2 separate regions of the Homo sapiens genome follow, and region 2 is linked to region 1. Evidence: read pairs that join two places in POLR2A ChIA-PET (ENCODE). Cell type or tissue: A673. All regions are shown on one strand. Links, peaks and the distances in the headings refer to the core of each region. The heading gives the core; the rest is flanking DNA. Region 1 has its middle 24 kb from the start of KCNE4. Region 2 overlaps WDFY1 (WD repeat and FYVE domain containing 1).

The links. ChIA-PET counts read pairs that join two places held together with the same protein. Peaks named below come from ENCODE experiments on the same cell type or tissue, not always from the same donor. Only the 100,000 strongest peaks of a DNase experiment are listed, where the experiment ranks them.
Region 2: POLR2A ChIA-PET joins it to region 1 with 19 read pairs; 2 of 35 experiments call an interaction of 5 or more read pairs at or near these places.

Annotation. Positions count from the first base shown.
Region 1 is chr2:223,024,320-223,032,658 of GRCh38, forward strand. No RefSeq gene overlaps it. Among named protein-coding and RNA genes, the nearest start is that of KCNE4, 24 kb to the right of the region's middle. In A673, for the core only: no CTCF peak of the experiment used is centred there; a DNase peak (open chromatin) is centred at 3,329; H3K27ac peaks cover 532 bases.
Region 2 is chr2:223,931,218-223,939,556 of GRCh38, forward strand. All of the region lies in intron 1 of WDFY1 (WD repeat and FYVE domain containing 1), which reads right to left. Among named protein-coding and RNA genes, the nearest start is that of WDFY1, 9.9 kb to the right of the region's middle. In A673, for the core only: no CTCF peak of the experiment used is centred there; no DNase peak of the experiment used is centred there; H3K27ac peaks cover 2,038 bases.

The DNA.
Region 1 (8,339 bases), core at 116-8,115:
CTGAGCTGTAACCACTCCGATAACTCCTTCATGGATGATAGTAATAAAACTAGCAATTTACACTTCTCTAGCACTTTACTATTTACAGGCATACTTTACTGTTTAAAAAACATTAGGAGTCAGAAGAAAGAAGACGGTAAAATGGACGGTAGAGAAGAGATTTCATTTTGTCATTCCAGCCTCAAGGGAGATGAAGCCAAGGCAGGGCCATTAGAAGCTTGGAGCTGTCCCCTGGACTTCTGGAAGGAAGCTGACATGTGATTGATAGGGGAGGCAGGTCAGTGTGCTATGAAGGGATTTGCTTTGCTATAGTAGGGAGTTCTCCCAGAAGCCAGAACCAACTGACCCAGTGCATCTGGAAAGGAGCCAGAGAACCCCTTGGCAGGCATGGGAGCTTCTTTCTCTGGTTCAGGATTTTACCAGAAGTTTGTCTACCACCTCTCCCTGAACATCACAGCTATGCATGCGAGACATGGAGAGGTTAAGCGGTTTGGTCCAACATTCCACACTTTGAAGGTGGAAGAGCTGGGTTTTGAACACATCTTCTTGCCATTAATGGCTATGTACTTTCCACTATGCCAGTGGCATATGTAGAAGATAGTTGGTTAAGGATGGTTGGTTAAAATGCAGATTCATGCTCAATCCAGGAATCCACATTTTTACTAAATACCCCTAGTAATTCCAAAATAGGTGGTCCATGTGTCACACTCACATTGAGAAGCCCCTTTCTAGTCCAAGCTGCCTCTCAGACATGGCTGTTTACAGCTCTAAAGTACTCATCAGTTTATAAAGTGCCAGGACAAATACATTCTCATTTGGAAAATGAGTTGTTTTACAAATGCCTCAGAAAGTAGATGATCTTTGGGAGCCTTCCCATCTCCAAGAACCGATGCATCTTTGCTCACAGGACTAGCGTGAGAACTTGGGTCGATGGTGGAACATGCAGACCCTGCTCTCTGTTACCTCGTTTGGCAGGCTTCCACTCCAAGGACGTGCTGGTCATCCTTTCATGAGATTTCTGTACATCAGGGTTCTGCATGTTTACAGCAGAAGCAGCTGTATATTTGACCTCAGAACCAGAAGATAAGTGTCAATGGAAATGCTCCCAATACAGGCAGGAAACTCACAGGCCCAGAGATTATGTGAACACATCTAGAGAAGTAGCCTGTTGTCTTTCAAGTAGCGAATTGGGAGTCTGGAGACTTGGTTTCTATTCTGGCCCAGTCACTAGCTTGCTAAGTGAATATGAGCACGTCACTGTGCTCATATGTTTCTGGGCAACATAAAGCAAGAAGACTGAACTAGATTGGTGGTTTTCATAATATGGTCTTTGGAGCCCAAGGGTTTGGAAGAGGAGCCCTAGGGGACACCAAAGAGAAAGGGGTCAGTGGGTATAGGGACTTTGGAACCTCCAACCCTGTTTTATTAAATAATTACAGCAACTCAGAATTTACTTACTGTGTTTATTTGGCTTCTGTGTGAGTTATCTTTAATAATATGGGCTCCAGGCCGGGCGTGGTGGCTCATGTCTGTAATCTCAGCACTTTGGGAGGCCAAGGTGGGTGGATCACGAGGTCAGGAAATGGAGACCATCCTGGCTAACATGGTGAAACCCCGTCTCTACTAAAAAATACAAAAAATTAGCCGGGTGTGGTGGCAGGCGCCTGTAGTCCCAGCTACTTCGGAGGCTGAGGCAAGAGAATGGCGTGAACCCAGGAGGCAGAGCTTGCAGTGAGCCGAGATTGCACCATTGCACTCCAGCCTGGGCACAGAATGAGACTCCACCTAAATAAATAAATAAATAATAATAATATGAGCTCCAGTGCTAAAAAGTCGTTAGAAAGATCATCCAACTAGATAATCTTTAAATACTCTCTCCCTTAACAGTCCCTGTGATTGATCTTTGCAGTTCCATTTCAGCATTACCAGACTTAAAATTAAAAACAATTTTTTTTGTTAGATCTGTGATATATTTCATGTCCTTGCTTCAAGGAAAGCTGAGTCTTCAAGTCACTGAAGTTAGTGTCTCTGGAACCCCAAACTTTGAGTGACTCCCCTGAATTCAGATGCAAATCAGCACATCAGAAACATTTAATTCATTGACCCTACTTCCATGCAACTAAGAACCCCAAGTTCAGGTGAGCAGGAGGGGGTTGAATAGTAAATATTGGACCTAGTTAAGGCCAATATGTAATTTAAATAAACACAGCTGAGCAAACAGAAGACTTAAGCAAAGGCTGGATTTACGTAGCCATTTCCTTAGTGTGTTATGTGCCAAATGAATTCAATGGCTTTTTGACGTTTTTCCTTCTGATCTTAATTGCAACCTGTTTGACTGAGTTGATGAAACTGATTGAAAAGTCAAGACATTAAAAAAACTGGAAAACCTTTTTTGTTAAGAGCATGTTTAGCTACATGTTTCGTAATTTAGTGGGGGCAAAACAGGGCTTAAAGAACTTCTTGAAATTTAAAACAGAATTATTTGTGTGTCTTAATATTTTCTACATTCTTTATTGCACTTAAGAAATGGTAGAAAGCATTTTTGGGACCGTTACATTCATGCAATCTGGATGCTATGTCCTGGGTGACTCAGCAAAATCTTCCAAAGTAGCTATTGGGGGTTTTCCTGGGGCTGGTCTGAGATGGAGCGTTGCTATTTCTTAGGTGAGGGTGCTGATGTTATAGCTTGAGATTCTCTAGCAGTTTACACTTCTCTAGCACTTCACTATTTGCAGGCATACCTCACTAGTTTTTTTTTTTTTTTTTTTCTTTTGAGACAGGGTCTCACTCTGTCGCCCAGGCTGGAGTGCAGTGGCGCAATCTCGGCTCACTGCAACCTTCGCTTCCTGGGTTCAAGCAATTCTCCTGCCTCAACCTCCCTAGTAGCTGAGACTACAGGTGCCCACCACCGCGCCCAGCTAATTTTTATATTTTTAGTAGAGACAGGGTTTCACCACGTTGGCCAGTTTGGTCTCGAACTCCTGACCTCAAGTGATCTGCCCACCTTGGCCTCAGAAAGTGCTAGGATTACAGGCATGAGCCACCATGCCTGGCCACCTTACTGTTTAAAAAACACTAGGAGTGAGAAGAAAGAAGGGGATAAAATGGATGGTAGAGAAGAGATGTCATTTTGTCAGTCCAGCCTCAAAGGAGATGAAGCCAAAGCAAGGCCATTAGAAGCTTGGAGCTGTCCCCTGGACTTCTGGGAGTAAGCTGACATGTGATTGATAGGGGAGGCAGGTAGGTCAGTGTGGTATGAAGGGATTTGCTTTGCTACAGCAGGGAGTTCTCCCAGAAGCCAGAACCAACTGACTCAGTGCATCTGGAAAGGAGCCAGAGAACTCCTTGGCAGGCATAGGAGCTTCTTTCTCTGGTTCAGGATTTTACCAGAAGTTTGCCCACCACCACTCCCTGAACATCACAGCCATGCATGGGAGATACGGAGAGGTTAAGCGGTTTTGTCCAACATTCCACACTTTGTAGATGGAAGAGCTGGGTTTTGAACACATCTTCTTGCCATTAATGACTATGCATTTTCCACTATGCCAGTGACATATGTAGAGATTCTCAAGCTATAGCATCAGCACCCTCACCTAAGAAATAGGTCTCATCACTTAATTAACACACAGAGCATGCAGACAGGGTCTCCATGTAATTTATGGCTTGGGATACATTTTTATGTTTTGAGGTGCTTTTCATTTGATGCATGCATTAGTAATAATGCAAGCTTCTATAACAGCTGAACTCCCAAACCTCAGTGGTGATACAGTAGAAGCTGTTGCTCACTCATATTGAGTCCAAAGTAGGTTTAGGCCTTTTGCCTTCCATGCAGTGATTCAGGGACCCAGCCTTCTTCCACCTTGTAGACAAGGCACACTGGCTTCTTACCTGTTTTAGCCCAGATGTGACATTCATCACTTTTGCTCATGTTCCATTGATGAAAACTAGTCACATGACCTTACCAGTAGAAAAGAGATAGAATACAGTCCTGGCCTGGCAGCCATTTTTCAACAAAAACTCTGTATAATAGAAAGGAAAGCACAAGTCTTTGATGGGCAATTAGTTACCTTTGCCACAACTAACAACAATATACTTTTGGTTGTTAGATAATCATTAACTAAGCATGCAATTTTGGCTGCTTCAGTCCCAGAGTTTGATGGCATTGTCAACGTTAATCAAAGCAACTCATGAGAAATGCTTAAGAAAGTGACACATTTTCAGGCTTGGAGAAATGTTCATTCATCTAACTTGGTATTATTTAGGGCAAAACCTTGTCTTTATGAGCACTGTACTAGCAAAGGGTAGCTTCCTTCATGCAGGTCTAAGAGAATTATTTCCTTTCTTTGTGTCTCAGCTTTCTTTTCTGCAAAATGAAATTGTTGGAGTAGATAGTCTCTAATACCTATGTTCTAGCAATATGCATTTCATTTCTCATGTTATTGAAATCACTGAAACAAACATATCTGTCTTTGGTGTGATTAAAGGTTGTTCTTCAGGAAAGGCATACACAAACGTGTTCTAAAAACTAGCCAGAGGAAATGGGGAGCTAAATGTTTCCTTTTCTCAATGGGTCTTGGCCATCTTTCCACTTATTTAAATGTAAAACATGTATTATTTAACCACAACTTCAATGCTAGGAGCAAACACATAAAAGCAGATGGTTAAACAGCATGTATTTTGGAGTTTTAATCCCAAACCACCTATACATGCAATTTTCAAATAAGAATAAGCCTATGTTTCAACAAATGTGAACTTTAAGAGTTATTATTTGAACTTTAGTCTTAGATCAAATTTTCACATAATAAATTTTGTGTCCAACTACTTCATGCCATTGTTGGTTTTTGAAAAAGACAAAGAGTTGCAAAGTGGTGAGGTTTCCCACTGAATCACTGCCCATAATAGGACTCGATCTTGAACCTTTGGGGCAATGCAGTCAATCACTCATTCTGCCACTGAGAAGGTGGCTTTTCCTCAAAAAAGTCCCCCCAGTTTGCTCCATCACTGTTCACAGGGCTTTGGGTTGGTAAATGCAGGGAGGCGTTAATGTTTTAGTGCAGAAGCACCACTGATGCAAGTTAAAACAGGAAAAAGACTTGTAATGCACAACTGCTGACAAATACATTACTCTCTGGAGTTGCTATGTGGGAAGAGGCTTTGTCTCTTCCATGGGACAGATCCCTCACTCAGCTGCAGGCAGAAGGCAGAATGACAGTGGATGCTTCCTGGGGGACAGTTTTCGTGTCTGCTCAACAAACAGCTTCTTTTGTCCACATTATTTATTTTTATTTACTTATTCTTTTTCTTCTATAGCTCCTTTGTCCCTCGGATTCCTAAAGGAAGAATTTTAACCTTTAAATGCTCTCTAGCTCCTTTATGTCAAGCAGCATCAGGGTGCAAGAAATTAGCATAGTGCTAGAGTCAAAGTCACCTGGGCTTCATTTTGGGGTCTGCCACCTGACAGCTTTGTGATCTTAGGCTGTGTCTCAGTTATCCCATTTCTAAGGTGGGTCATTGTAAAGTTTGAATAAGATAGTTCATGCAAAACACTTGGCACATAATAATGACTTCACCCATCTGTAATAGGTCATTCTTGCATTGCTATAAAGAAATACCTGGGACTGGGTAATTTATAAAGAAAAGAGGTTTACTTGGCTCATGGTTCTGCAAGCTGTACAAGCATGGTGCCAGCATCTGTTTGGTTTCTGGGGAGGCTTCAGGGAGCTTTTATTCATGGCAGAAAATGAAGCAGGAGCAGGCACGTCATACAGAGAAAGCAGGAGGTAGGGGGAGGTGCCACACATTTACACAATCAATACTCAAGAGAATTCACTCCCTATCAAGAGGATTGTGCCAAGACATGAGGAATCTACCCCCACAATCCAATCACCTCCCATTAGGCCTACCTCCAACATTGGGAATTACATTTCAACATAGGATTTGGAGGCGACATATATCTAAACTATATCACTATCCATCCATCCATCCATTCATCCATCCATCCACCCATCCACCCATCCACCCATCCATACAACTTATCTACCTATTTATCCTGTCTTCTCTCTCTATATATTTGTAAAACGTGTATTGGTTAAAATGTGTATAGGTTAATAGGTAGAAAGAGAGAGGAGAGATGGAGAGGGCTGAAAATGGTAGTGGGAGAGGTGCTTCAGTTCTTTTGGGGTAACTTCCACTTAGACATTTGGTGATGAAATATTTCAGACATACAAAAAAGTGAATCTTCATACATATTTAAATGAATCTGTGAAGTAACCACCAGCTTGATTAGATGATTGCTGCTCCTCTGCAAGATTATATACTTTTATGTCTGTATCCACCAACAACTGGCAATATAAACTTTATTTTATCATTACCTTTTTGGAGGCAGAGTCTCACTCTCACCCAGGCTGGAGTTCAGTGGCTCCATCCCAGCTCACTGCAACCTCCGCCTCCTGGGTTCAAGTGATTCTCCTGCCTCAGCCTCCTGAGTAGCTGGGATTACAGGTGCATGCTACCATGCCTGGCTAATTTTTAGTATTCTTAGTAGAGATGGGGTCTCACCATGTTGCCCAGCCTGGCCTTGAACTCCTGAGCTCAGGCAATCGACCCACCTAGGCCTCCCAAAGTGTTGGGATTGCAGGTGTGAGCCACCATGCCTGGCCTGACAATATAAACTTTAGGTAAATGATAAAATACCATATACCTTTTTCTGCTATTTACTTTCAGTGTCTAATATTATATTTTGAGATGTCTGTGTTGACATAGTATGTCTAGTGTAACCACCTTAACTTCTGTGTAATATTCCATGTTTTCTTTCTTTTTTCTTTTTCCTTGGGGCGTTTCTTTCTTCAACCTTCCTGCCTCGTGCCCTGCTTTACTTGTTCTCCTATCAGATTTCCCTCCCCACATCCCTCCCAATAAGAAGGTGCATCAGTGAAAGAGGACAAGAAAAGCCACCCCTTGGTTTATGGTTGACCCATGAGAGTGAGCTGTGTTCTGCTTACTATGATGGAGACACAGCGTTTTTGGTGTGACTTAAAAATCACATCACCCACATGTCAGGCATAAAAACATTTTACTAAATAACAGATGTCCCTGCTCCTGGATTAGGGGTCTGGAATGTGTGTTCTGCATATTTTATGGCAGGAAAAGGCCCTGTTTAAGGCGCCTTTCCAGAATTCCCCTCTATGCTAGAACAAACCATTATCAACATTATCAGGGTACTTTTGTTCTCCTGTCTGCCTCTCTCCTCTTTAAGGAAATGATGTAGATAAAAGTCCCTCACCTGTCCTGTCCTTTACCCTCTTTGAAAAATATTACATTTGATACATATTAAAATATATAATGTATGTATATGTATGTTACAAATCAAAATAGCATAATTGACATTCATGAAGCCATCTGTTCACCTGAGAACTAGAACATCCCAACCCCAGGGCTTCACTGTTTGACTTCCTGGAGGTGAAGACATCATTTAAGGCATTTCTTGGCTCTAGTTTTGTGCATCTGTTCTGTGGTGGAAGGTGCGATGTATCAGGGAGCAGGTGAAGGATGAGCCATTCTGTTTTTGCCTGACATATAGCTGCAGGAGGCTAGGTGTGAGCCTGGTTAGTGACACTGGAAATTTAGATCTGTGAAGATACCTGTAGGTAACTGCTTAATTCATTTCCTCTCTTTGGGCCTCCGTTTTCTTACCTGTACATGGAAAGGGCTAGATTAAATAATCTCTGAGTTTGCTTTTGTCTGTTGAGTAAAACATGCTTCTTTATGTTGCATCTCTGTATCTTCATTGTAAGCACCACTAAGGTAGCACCAGTCTGTGGAAAATGACACTCAACTGCATCATCTGACTGCTCTGTCCAGTTACAGAATGTCCTTCCTTGGGTGCTGATACGGTTTGGCTCTGTGTCGCCACTCAAATCTCGAATTGTAGTTAACATCATTTCCACATGTCGTAGGAGGGACCCTGTGAGAAGTAATTGCATCATGAGGGTGGGTCTTTCGCGTGCTGTTCTCATGATAGTGAATAAATCTCATGAGATCTGATGGTTTTATAAAGGGGAGTTTCCCTGCACATGCTCTCTCTCTTGCCTGCTGCCATGTAGGATGTGACTTTGCTTCTCCTTTGCCTTCCACCATGATTATGAGGCCTCCCCAGTCATATGGAGCTGTGAGTCAATTAAAGCTCTTTCCTTTATGAATTACCCAGTCTCAGGTATGTCTTTATTGGCAGCGTAAGAACAGACTAATACAGGTTCCATTCACAGGGGTGAAAGAATTCCACTGCTTTCCCTGAGTATTCCAGGGGTTTGTATCTTTCTTCCCTGAAAGTGACTCATGGG
Region 2 (8,339 bases), core at 278-8,277, 910 kb after region 1:
GCTAATTTGAATCCTTAAAAATGGAAGCAGTCACTGAAGTACAAAATAAAGTTATTACTCTTAAATATCATATAGTAATGTTTGTTATCCTGTCTACCAAGGATAAAACTTCTGTATGCTTTACCTTCCTATAGTAGATATATGAAAAGTGGAGTTATAACCACAGTTATGATTAAGAATAAAGTGTTTATTCCAGGGAGATTAATCTTTGATCTGCTGAAAGATATGCCTGATGATCATAATAAGTAGAAGGATTCCTTTTTATTTCTACTGTTAAACTCTATCAAAGAGCCAATTAAAAATAAGGTTAAAATACACTTAAGGGAATCACTAAGTCTTGAAAGCCTCATCTATTTAAGCCACAATACAGTAGGAGCAAAGATAGATTCAAGGTACAATTTTTTCCTCTGAAAAGCACTGGCTCACAAACCAGGAGGCATCTTGCAGGAGTCATTAATATTTTTCTTTCTTTTTTTTTTTTTTTTTTGAGACAGAGTCTTGCTCTGTTGCACAGGTTGGAGGCAGTGGCGTGATCTCAGCTCACTGCAGCCTCTGCCTCCCGGGTTCAAGCAATTCTCTTGCCTCAGCTTCCCAAGTAGCTGGGACTACAGGCATGCACTACCACACCCAGCTAATTTTTGTATTTTTAGTACAGACAGGGTTTCGCCATGTTGGCCAGGCTGGTCTTGAACTCCTGGCCTCAAGTGGTCCACCTACCTCGGCCTCCCAAAGTGCTGGGATTACAGGCGTGAGCCACTGCACCTGGCCTAATTGGTCTAATTTTTTTTTTTTCCCCATACCAGAAAGGGCACTGGAAATATTTTTAAACCTGTAATTCCATAAGGGTATACATTTGGGTTCAATACATATTTTCTAGTATGTATTACCAGTATGAGTACCTTTTTTTTTTTTTTTTTTTTTTTGAGACGAAGTCTCGCTCTGTCACCCAGGCTGGAGTGCAGTGGTGCAATCTCGGCTCACTGCAAGCTCCACCTCCTGGGTTCACGCCATTCTCCTGCCTCAGCCTCCCGAGCAGCTGGGACTACAGGTGCCTGCCACCACGCCTGGCTAATTTTTTGTATTTTTAGTAGAGACAGGGTTTCACCGTGTTAGCCAGGATGGTCTCGATCTCCTGACATTGTGATTCGCCCACCTCGGCCTCCCAAAGTGCTGGGATTACAGGCATGAGCCATGGCGCCGGGTCGATTACCTTGAAATTGATGTCCAGACTTTAATAAGCAGACTCAACTAGCACATAATTATTTCTACAAAATCACACCAAGTTCTACCTGGCCTGAAACAGCAATATCTCTGAAACTGAATATCTTTTTTAAACTTTCTCAAAAACACACCCTAATCACTCCAAAAACAGCTAAATTAAAGCAATTTAACCATCCTTAAATTCTAAACTGATAAAAAGAGATCATTCAATTAATCATTTTAAAAGGGCATACTATATGTTACAAATTAAGTCCAAGGTCCTGATTTCTTTTAAACTCTGGGCAAACAGTAATTCTGAGAAAATCTGATTTTCTGGTCATTCTTAGGGATGCTGATACTATTTCAAATCTTGGTAAATCTGTGAACATTTCTGTCACCTATAGCAAAGGATATTTTTTCCTAGTCTGACAGTACCTCCAGGGGATACAGGAAAAAAAAAAAGTGTACTTCTGGCATGCTAGATGGTTTCTATAACATTAAGACGTTTGCCTGAAAGGGGGAACGAACAACATAGCTATCATTGCCATCTGTTTTTATCGAATAAATAGCAATTTCCTTCCAACGAGTCTCTGGAATTCTGCCCTGTTCATTCTTGCTGCAAAAAGAAGTCTTTCTCCTTTGGTAACAGGGAGAGAAAATGTTAGATTGTTATTGAATTTATTCTCTAAATTAAAAGGCAGAGAAACCAGCCTCATTTTGTAGAGGAGAATTAGATTGGCTGAGAAAAACAGAAATTTCCATCCCCTCCCACAGGACAGCTTCAAGGGTCTGTGACCAAGAATTAGACTGCTGATGTCACCACAGGCAGATTTTATCCAGGGAAGAAGCCACTGGGTGGCCCCAGCATTTGCACCCCCTTTAAACAAATATCACCCTTCCAGAAGCCAGATTGGCTGAAAACCTGCAGATTTTTTTTTTTTTTTTTTACTCCAAACCATTCTTGCTGTAATCTTTTCACTGTTAGCATAAAAATAATTTTTTGTGATCCTTGTGCCATCAAGAAGCCTAGAAACCACTCTAATCACTGAAGAGCAGGAATAATCTAGACAGGCTGGAGTCCATGGAGGATCTAGGCAACACTTTCTTACATTACAAAGTCTGGCCAGGCACAGTGGCTCAGACCTGTAATCCCAGTACTCTGGGAGGCTGAGGTGGGAGGATCACTTGAGCCTAGGGGCTTGAGACCAGCCTGGCAACATACCAATACCCTGTCTCTACAAAAAATAAAAATAAATTAGCTGGGCATGGTGGCACACGTCTGTTATCCCAGCTACTTGGCAGACTGAGGCTGGAGGATCACTTGAGCCCACGAGTTCAAGACCAGCCTGGGCAACATAGTGAGACCCCCCCCCATCTCTACAAAAAAAAATCAAAAATTAGCAAGGAGTGGTGGTACATGTCTGTGGTCTCAAACTCAGGAGGCTGAGGTGGAAGGATCGTTTGAGCCCAGGAGGTGGAGGCTACAGTGAGCTCTGATTGTGCCACTGCACACCAGCCTGGGAGACAGAGTGAGACCCTGCCTCAAAAAAAAAAAAAAAAAAAAGTCTCGAACCCTATCCATGGCCTAGAAGTCTTAAAACACAAATTAAAGGAATCACAAAGAAGCACAGTTTCTAATAAGGAATAGCAGCCTTTTTCTTTTCTTTTTTTTTTTTTTTTTTTTTTTGAGAAAGAGAATCTCACTCTGTCACCCAGGCTGGAGTAAAGTGGCACAATCTCAGCTCACTGCAACCTCCGCTTCCCAAGTTCAAGCAATTCTCCTGCCTTAGCCTACCGAGTAGCTGGGACTACAGGCGCACAACACCTCACCCAGCTAATTTTTGTATTTTTAGTAGAGATGGGGTGTCTCACCACATTGGCCAGGCTGGTGTCAAACTCCTGACCTTAAGTGATTCACCCACCTCGGCCCCGCAAAGTGCTGGGATTACAGGCGTGAGCCACCACACCCAGACAGTGGCCTATTTTTAGATTACGTTCCATGCTTCTTTTTCCCTAACAGATTTGTTGACTGATTCAATCAAACTAACACTTGAGACATTACTATAAGCTTTACACTGTTTTTCATGTTAGAAAAATTTTATTTTATTTTTTTAATTTTTGAGACAGAGTCTCACTCTTGTCACCCAAGCTGGAGTGCAATGGTACTATCTCAGCCCAGTGCAACCTCCACCTCCCGGGTTCAAGTGATTCTCCTGCCTCGACCTCCCCAGTAGCTGGGATTACAGGCATCTGCCACCATGCCTGGCTAATCTTTGTATTTTTAGTAGAGATGGGGTTTCACCATGTTGGCCAGGCTGGTCTCCAACTCCTGACCTCAGGTGATCCACCTGCCTCGGCCTCCCAAAGTGCTGGGGTTACAGGCATGAGCCATTGCGCCCAGCCAGAAAAAGTTTAATTAGTAAAGACAAATATGTAAATGAGTAACAGTAACAATATAATGTGGTAAGAGCTATGAGGACAGAAAAAGGGTAGATTAATGTTAGGGAGTGGGAATGGTGGTATAGTGGGTTGGGGGATTTGGCAAACATCGCACAAGAAGTCCTAATGGATGAGAAGGAGTTAATCAAGCAAATGAAACTGAGAAGAGGGTTTCGGCGAGGGAACAGCACAGCAGGACGAAGCCTCTATGGGACACTGCAGGTATCCCAGGAATTCCATACTAGGCTGTATTTTCTATAAACCATAACCTAGAAACCAAAAATGCCCCCATCAATACTGGTTGCACTATAAGCACCCTCATCTCCCCATTAACCTTTGCAACTGGACTCTACTGACGCTAAGTGTCTAAATCAAGTATAAAGACGAGGAGAAAGAGAAAAAAAATCCACACAGGCGACTTTTTACTTAAAATTTCTTTGACGGTGATCTGCTGTAGATTCACCTTGACCTTGAAGGGAAGTGTTTTGAGCAAAGTAGTATGTGGTTGACAAAGAAAAATGAATAAAGAGATTATTTCACCATGAAGTATGACAAAAATACATCATGAAATCAGTATATATGTGCTAATAATGTCTTAACAACTCTCAGAAAGATTTGCTGAGCATACTTTGTAGAGAGGGAAGATGAATACCTAAATTCTAGAAACAAGTATCATTCATTATATTACCATCTGCTTCTTAGGAAAGAACTAGCAGATTATTAAAGCTAAACACAGCAGAGGAAATGTCTACTGTGCAGAAATGGTTAAGTCTGTATCATTCAACCAGTAGCTAGTTATGCAGTACCTGGTGGAGTACAGACTATGTGGGAAGATAAGATGAATAAACACAAAGCAACAGGAACTAATACCTGATTGTAATTAACTAGGCATCATCAGTAATATACTAGGAGTGTTGAAGGAAGCTCAGAAAGGACAGAGAATGATGGGCTGGGAAGAATTATTCAATGGAGGAGGTGGAACTTGAAGTGGATCTAGGAGATGAAGGAGGGTCTGAATACAGGAGAGAGGGCAAGTGAGGTTCCTGGTGAGGGAGGCAAAGGCACCCAGGTGGGAAATGTACCAGGTGTGAGTGGGACAGAACACACACTGACTTCACTGGACACAAAAGAACCATAATAAATGAGAGATAGAAGGTGGAAATAAAGCTTAGCAGGGAGCAGTTATGGGGTTCCCAAAGTCCTTTTTTTTTTTTTTTTTTTTGGGGACAGAGTCTTGCTTTATTGCCCAAGCTGGAGGGCAGCAGCATGATCTTGGCTCACTGCAACCTATGCCCCTTGGGTTCAAGCAATTCTCGTGCCTCAGCCCAGCTTCTTGGGAGGATTACAGGCATGAGCCCCTACACCTGGCTAATTTTTGTATTTTTAGTAGAGACAGAGTTTGACTATGTTGGCCAGGCTGGTCTCTAACTCCTGGCCTCAAGCAATCTGCCTGCCTCAGCTTCCCCATGTTCTGTGATTACAGGCATGAGCCACTGCGCCCGGCCCCCAAAGTCCTTTTACAGACATGATTAAATAAGGAGCTAATGAAAGGTCATGAGCAGGAAAAAGACACAATAAAAGCCTAGTTAAAGATAGGAGATTAGTGGGACAGATCCAAGTACAGTATGCTGGAACTCAGGGAAGCCAGTTAATAGGCTTTGAAAAATGAGGTTTAAAAGATGATGAGGACAAACACTAGGGTAATTATGGGCAGGTGGGCAGAAAAGAGTTCCCACAGCAGGCCTGCTGCTGCTGTCCTTAGAAAGTCTTGCTTGCAAGGTTGGCCCTTGGCAGGTGTCTGGGACCTTGTTTATCCAGAGGGGACCTCACCATTCCCTAACTCCTAAGAATGGCTCACTGTGCTTCATGCCTGTATAAAATATGTGGTTTATGTTGACCACCTACCTTCCTTCTGAGAGTTTGGAATTTTGGAACATTAGCCAAGGGCACCTACATGACCAGCCTCTAACACTGAATAAAGTCTCTAAGGAGCTTCCCTGATAAACAATATTTCACACATGTTGTCTTAATTCAATCTGAATTAGCCTGTCCTGTGACTCCACAGGAAGAGGACTCTTGGAAGCCTTGTGTCTGGTTTCCTCTGGATTTCACCCCATGTGCTGATTTTGTTTTGCGTCTTTTGGCTATGATAAATCACAGCCATGCGTATGACTATAATGTGTCAATCTTTCTAGTGAATCAATGAACCCGATCTTGAGGATCTCAAATATAGCAGGGGAAAGATGTCTAAGTGAAACTAATCACTGACATGACCTGCAAGTAACCAAATATGGAAATAAAGAAAAGGCATGACTCAAAGGCAGTTCTAAGAATTTAGGATTGTAAATAACCCCTCAAATGGTATTGTCCTATTCAAACAGGAAAAATTTTTTTATTTTCACTTATTCACGTGCACACACAAACATGCATACAAAGTAGAAACATATTACTCTTTCGTAAGATTAAAGTAACAAAATGCAAAATAAGTGGAAATGAAAATAATAATAGCTAACACTTGTATAGTGCTTTCTCTGTCCCAGTCTTTAAGATTAAAGCAATTAAATGGAAAATAAATGGGAATGAAAACAATAACAACTAACACTTGCATAATGTTTTCTCTGTGCTAGGCACTGTTCCACGTGGTTTAATTCACCTAATCCTCACAAAACTCTGTAAAGCAGGTACAAAACGGACTCATGTCCATTTTGCACATGAGAAAACTGTGATACAGTGAGGTTAAATAACTTGTCTAAGATCACAGGGCTGGGATTCAAACTGAGGCATTCTGGCTCCCAAGCCTTTGTTCTTAACTATGCTATAAAAAGAAAATGATTGTAACAATGAAGGATCACCCTAACAATACAGGAGTAAATGTGTGGGGTGGCCACCCAGGCTTCCTGCCTTCTCAAGTCTTCAGTTTATTTTATAACACAAATTAAAGTCTACTTTTAGGCTCTGCATGACAATGAAAATACAGCAGTTAACATCCTGGTTTTCTGTATTAACTAATGAATTCCAGCTATGCCAGCCTTCCTCCCAGGCATAACACTTAAAAATCAAGTTATTTATTTAAGATTGTTTCTATGTGAACAATTGGTAAATACACAAATTTTTCCCCAAACCATCTTAATAAACTTAGATATATCTAAGTGGAAGCAAATATATTACATATTTGGTATAATTTTTAAAAAAGGAAAATGCTAAAAAACATCTAAAAGTTGGTTTTCTGTAATCTTTACTCTTTCCCAGCCTAAGTGCAACATCTCAAAACATTTTAAATCACATGAGATTTATCTTTAACTTGGGACAAACAAAATTGAGTTTCCTGCAGAAACCAATCTTGGCCTACGAGCCCCTAATGCAACAGTATAAGTACGTCCATCCACAAACTCTATTTCTCAAAAGTGAAGACAGTAGGCCTATAGCCTTAACTTATTTATAAGGCTTTATAAAGCTTTTACCTTTTAAAAATTGTATCATTCAATCAACTGACTGTCTACATTTTTGGTGCAGTCCACAGCAAAAAAGTCCAAAAAGCAAACATACTGGTTCCTACTGTCTCACCATTTTAGTTCCGCTCTGAAAGCAGAGTCTTATTTTCTGTTTCCCCTACCAGGAAAGTCACCACTGTAGTTCAAATTCTTAAACTTAAATTTAAATTAAAGAGCTTAAGGTAATTATTACTTCAGCAAAATACTAATGACTTCATACAAGAAGTAGTACCATTTTCTATTAACCATTCACGAGACATTAATCCATAAAGGTTTCTAAGCAGAACCCTAAGCTGACCACCCAAACCACTAATGACCTGTGACTCCCAGGTGTAATGGCATTAAGCTTTGATATTCCACATTGGCTTAATACTCTTTGGAGTGCTGACCGTATCTAGCTTTGTCATATGCAGTTTGATTACAGTGAACTAGGTGGCTATCTGTGAATGACCCCAGGTAAATATATCCCAGAAGGTGACAAAAAAAAAGAGGATAAAATGTAAGCAGTATTTTTTTTTTTTTTTTGAGACAGGGTTTTGGTCTGTCACCCAGGCTGGAGTGCAGTGGCACGATCTCAGCTCACCTCAACCTCCGCCTACCGGGCTCAAGTGATCCTCCCGTCTCAGTCTCCCAAGTAGCTAGGATTACAGGTGCACACTACCATGCCTGGCTAATTTCTGTATTCAGTATTCTTTCTTGGTGGTTGTACATAGGCAAGCACAGTGACAAATAACCCTCCTTTCTTGTAGAGCCGTGGTTCTAAGTGTGGTCCCTGGACTAGCAGCATCAGCATCAACGTCACCTGGAAACTTGGCAGAAATGCCAACTCTCAGGCCCCACCTGACTTTCCAAATCAGAAACTCTGGGGGTGGGGTCCAGCAACCCGAATTTCAACAAGACCCCCAGGTGATTCTGATGCACATTCAAGTTAAGGAACCAGTGTTCTAGAGAGGCCAGATAAGTACATGAAGCCCGGACTGGGGTTTCTCAATATCAGCACTATTGACATTTGGGGCTCAATAATCCTTTGGTGTGGGGCATAACAGGATACTGAGATGCATCCCTACCCTCTACCTAGATGCCAGTATTAGTTACATACAGTATTAGTCCGTTTTCACACTGCTGATAAACACATGCCAGAAACTAGGTAATTATAAACAAAATGAGATTCAATGGACTCACAGTTCCATGTGGCTAGGGAAGCCTCAC